Linked DNA regions of Mus musculus: region 1 is linked to region 2. A link is a loop called in an ENCODE intact Hi-C map of the cell type or tissue named here. Cell type or tissue: gastrocnemius. All regions are shown on one strand.

Region 1 (2,500 bases), 290 kb before region 2:
ATGATCCAGGTAGATGTGGTTGATTATCTGGGCTACAGATTAAACCAAGGGCATGAGATAGAACCAGGGATGGGAATGTGCCAAAACGTGACTGTGTGTCCCTTCCAAAGTTATGCTGGAACTTATACCATAAAAAAGGGAAGTGATTAGTCATGAGGGCTGTGCCCTGGTGAGTGGGTTCAACTTCCTTATAAAAGAGGCGTCAGAGCTGCCTGGGCCTTTCATCTCCTCTGCCACATGAAGCAGAGCATCGGTGTCCCTCTGGCCTTTGACCTCACACCCTATGAGGATGAAACAGAAAGGCACTGTATTAGCGGGAGGAGCCTCCGCCAGACTCCAGTCTGATGTTGCCTTGATGATGCACTTCTCAGCCACAGAACCGTGAGAAATAAACGTCTGCCCTTCCTAAAAAAGCACTAAACCCATGACAATCTGCTGTAGACTAAGCAAGATTACAGCAAAACCAGACAGGCGTGTAATACAGAAAGCAGTGGTGGCTTGTTGAACTGAAGGCTGGAGAGGTCAGAAAACAGAAGGGGACAAAAGTGGAGCCAGAACGGCAATGGAGAAGCGGAGAGTGAATTGTCCTTAACCTGGACTCCATGGAGAAAATTCAGAGGCTCCACGAACTAGGACAGAAAATGCGCTTTGCCTTTTACCGAACTCTAAATGCTGCCTGCATGAATTGTGACTCCAGCAGCAAAGCCCACCAGCATGAGAGGTGTAGTAGGCCAATCTATGAAAGCAGGATTCTGAAATGACTACAAGAGTCGGGCATAAAGCCCATACCCATAATCCCAGCCACTCAGAAGAATTCCAAGCCACTAATATAGAAGTATTAGTTCTGTAGGTTTTCTTATACAGAAACTTTCACGCAGCATAAGCTATATAGCAAAGCCTTATCTTAAATAGACTAAAAATAGCAATTTAACAGGAAAAAAAAATTTAAGAACCTTAAAGCCCAAAACTATGTGCAGGGACTGAGAAAGAAAACCAGCAGACAGAAGTTACGTTTGACTCTAGAAATGCATTTATTTCCTCGTGCCCATCAAACTCCAGAAAGGAACCCAAACCACTCTGTCTTTGTTTTCACTCTGTTCATCCTTTCTTTCTTTCTTTTTTTTTTTTTTTAAATAAAGGTTTTATTTATTTTATGTATGTGAGTACACAGTCACTGTCCTCAGACTCACCAGAAGAGGGCATCAGATCCCATTGCTGTGGTTGTGAGCCACCATGTGGTTGTTGAGAATTGAACTCAGGACCTCTGGAAGAGCAGTCAGTGCTCTTAACCACTGAGCCATCTCTCCAGCCCTTCATCCTCCCATCTTAAGGCATTGGATGTTTTCTATTCATCTTAAGGCATTAGAAACAGTTCAAAGGAGATTCGTTGTCTGGTTTACCTAGGACAGAGGGTGGGCTTTATCAGACACAACCAATGGTAAAACTAGGAAAGTTTGACATTGTAATAATTGCCTTATGAGCCCATCATACCAACTCTGTATAAGACTATCCTAAACATACTTACATTAAGAAAAGCAGTGTCAGGGCTAGAGAGATGGCGTGTGGGTTAAGAACACTTGCTTTTAACTGGTCTGCTTCCAGAGGCTCCAGTTTGATTCCCAGCACCTAAACTGCAGCCCATGACTGTCTGAAACTTCAGATCTAGGCGATCTGGAGCCCTCTTCTGGCCTCCAAGGACACCAGGCACACACACGGTGCATAGGCAGACATGCAAACAAAACACTCACACACACACACACAAATAAACCTTAAAAGTATTGTTTAAGGTTTCTTTTAGATATGAGTCAATCTGTGGATGGACAGTCTTCCTCTCTTACGGTCAGAGAGTACAGGTTAAGTACTTAGCAATTGCCTGACCTTGTATCCATGGTTCTACAGTTTGCAGTCTTGACACATTCACAGATCATGCAATCCTCAGAACTGTGTGAGATAAATTTATCACAAAACCACTGAAGGAATCCAGCCCCTGAAGACTTCTCGGCTTTATTTCTCGAAGCAAGTGAAAACTCCTAGCACCGGCTGCCAAACGCTGAAATACTGTCTGTTAGCGATATGAGTGGTTGTTGCTATGTAGAGATTATGCAAAGCTCCAAGTTTCTTTCTTTTGCAACGTCCATGAGCTCAGCGCACTCTGGCATTGTCTTGATAGGCACTCAGTTAAGGTGATGGTTTACATATTCTTAAAAGGTATGCAAGTCAACAGTTGTTCAAAACTAGTTAGATTAAGAATAGCAATAACTTGCAAATCAGAGTGTGTGGCTTGTAGTAAAAAAAAAAAAAAAAGAAAGAAAGAAAAAACTGCTTCTAGATGCATTATCTAATCGGAAAAATCTACACTTAGTGTGTGTACTCTTGTTAGTCAAAGACAAATTGACACACCCATGTAAGTAGATGTTGATCAATCCAGGAATCTTGCAGGGGTACAGGAATGGAGAAAACCTGGATACACAAACCAGGGCAGTCAATTTAAAGAATTCAG
Region 2 (2,500 bases):
ATCCAAAGGGATCTCAGAGCTTCAAATGCAGAAAGCAGCTTTTCAAAGAAACGCAATGAGGCTTCTCTGGTCTCCTGCACGCTCTCTAGACACAGGGGACATAAGCACAGGGGAGTTGAGGCTGTGTCCGGTGTCTCACACGGTCTCAGGCACTGATTCGTGAGCTTTCTACTTCAGTAGCTTCTTGGGACACAAACCCCCAAAGATCAGAGAACTGTCTTGTTCTACTGCTCACCTAGAAGGTCATGTTCATTTGTAAACACGCGATTGCTAAAGCTTAAGACAAGATTCTGTTGCTTCAAAGAACCCGTCAGGAAACCCTGGCGCTTTCACATGGGCTTCCTTACTACCACGGACCTTCACCCAGGAGGATACAGGGCACGATCCCCGCTAACGATCTCATGTTTTCTTTCCCTTTTCAAAGGTCCCTGTGTAAACTCAGTCTCTGCTAAAGCTGTCCCAGGCATTCATGACAGGCTGATAAGCCTGGGTGTGACCCAGCTGAACAACTACAGGCTATGGAGCTTCCTCCTAGAGAGTGCAGGGCATTCCTGGACCCTCCTCACTATAGTTCCAGTTTAACAGAGAAGCCCAGGCAGCTCAATTTTCTCCATGCATCTCTGAACTCCCGTTTAATAACCCAGTGACCTCAGTCTCCGAAACTGCAAATGCCAGCTCGGCCTATAGGGACGCTAAGTCAGCCTGCCTTGGAGCAGGGTAGGAACTATAAGGTATTAAGACACAAATGGCAAGCAGATAATTTTTTTTTCAGGTTGATTGGTTTTACTGCTGGGTCTGAAAATATGTTATTGATCACAATTTAAAGAACTAGGCATGTCTTTAAAGTCCAGAGTCAAAAACTATTATTGTCTTATAAGCTATTGGACATGTTTAAAACTCTTTTTTTTTCTTTTTTTTTAAATTAGGTATTTTCTTCATTTACATTTCAAATGCTATCCCAAAAGTCCCCCATGCCCCCCCCCCACTCCCCTACCCACCCACTCCCACTTCTTGGCCCTGGTGTTCCCCTGTACTGAGGCATGTAAATTTAAGTAAGGTATGTGATGCACCTGGAAAGGAGCAATTGCGCATGCGCTACAGTGGTTCCTGTCTGAGTCTTGATGAGGCTCCTGCGACCCCTGGTGGCAGTTGCCCACCTACTGCAGAACGACCTCTGACCCCTGCAAAAAGTTGTGATCCTGACAGATGTGGCCCTAAGCCACAGCTTTTGGTTTATCATCTTGCTATATAATTCTGGGTTCTGGATTTTTAAAACCTGTCCGGAACTCCAAAGTGTCCCAGATATCCTTAAACAAAAAAGTCTGAGGGCTGCCTGCACTGTTTAGTAAAGGCTGTCTGTCCACAACCTCCTGCAGAGTCTACACTGGTTCTAAGAGCTGCTGTTCAAAGGACCTCAACACAACCAGGATCAACCTCTGTCACTAAGGGTGTGCAGTCTCACGGTGACACAACCGTGAAGAGGTGGAGTGATGAATCTTCCCACCAGCTCTCTTAAATGGGGCCTGTAGCCATGCTTGTCTTTAGGGTAGCAAGGATCAAGGGGAATAGGGCCAAGTGGTTAGGACATGTTTAGGACACCTTGCAAGATGCAATCACCACCAATAATTTAGTACTACATCCCAGAACCCAGCATTCAGTAGTCCCTACATACCCTGAGGCCTCTCTGCACAGAAGCTGCCACCTCTCATGGGCACTGGGCAAGGCACAGGGCAGGGACATGCAGCCAAAGTGGGGCTTCCTGTTTCTCCTGCTCTGCGCTCTCCCCAGCCCGCTGTGAACAGCTACACCCTACGCCACACTGCAACACCTCGCTGTCCACAGAACAGTCTGTGCCCTGCTCCCGCCCCCAAGAGAGCTCTGAGCTTTCCAAATATGGGTGTGTGTGTTTTCTTCTTCATTTCCAACACATCATGAATATCTGGGGGAAGAAAATGAGCACTAGACATGGTTTGGCAGCCACAGAAGACTAGGAGGGGTTGTGACCAAGCAAGGCTTGCACCTGGGATCCAATTAGTCAAAACACAAGAGCCAGGCCGGGTGATAGCCCAAATCAGACTTGGTGCAAGTCCGGGCCCCTAGGAGATTCTAGGAGGAACCCGACTGCCACAGTGCAAGAGCTAACTGCATTACAAAGGCTCTTTAGCCAGACAGATGGGAGGCAGTCCACAGACCTGGAGGTGAGGGTCAGCAGGAAAGGAGCCACAGACAAGATTATGTGCTTCAAAGCATGCTGGACCACATCTATATTCATCTAAATAGACAGGATTTCAGACACGCTGAAATTCCCTCACTTCCGACTTAACAACCAGTGTCTATCCGAGTAGAGTTCATGACCAGTTGTGTACCCGGCATGCCAGGGCAAAGCTAACAAACGGTCTCGTGCGGGTAGGGTAGCCTGTGAGGCAGCTCCACCCCTCCTCTGTACACAGAAGCAAGGCAAGCAGCGTGGACATGGCACAGCTTCACTGCCCAGCCTAGA

Evidence for each region. Peaks named below come from ENCODE experiments on the same cell type or tissue, not always from the same donor. Only the 100,000 strongest peaks of a DNase experiment are listed, where the experiment ranks them.
Region 1: a loop joins it to region 2, with 2.8 times the contacts of the local background. A loop is called at or near these places in 11 of 42 quality-filtered maps.

The regions. Positions count from the first base shown.
Region 1 is chr12:100,184,023-100,186,522 of GRCm38, forward strand. No RefSeq gene overlaps it. Among named protein-coding and RNA genes, the nearest start is that of Gm10433, 2.7 kb to the right of the region's middle. In gastrocnemius, a CTCF peak has its summit at 1,200 (motif pointing right); no DNase peak of the experiment used is centred here; H3K4me3 peaks cover 265 bases; H3K27ac peaks cover 806 bases.
Region 2 is chr12:100,478,986-100,481,485 of GRCm38, forward strand. All of the region lies in intron 3 of Ttc7b (tetratricopeptide repeat domain 7B), which reads right to left. It overlaps Gm36375, which reads right to left. Exons shown (of 2, transcript XM_006516439.4): 2 at 1-2,500. Among named protein-coding and RNA genes, the nearest start is that of Gm36375, 15 kb to the right of the region's middle. In gastrocnemius, a CTCF peak has its summit at 1,162 (motif pointing left); a DNase peak (open chromatin) is centred at 1,121; H3K4me3 peaks cover 566 bases; H3K27ac peaks cover 2,500 bases.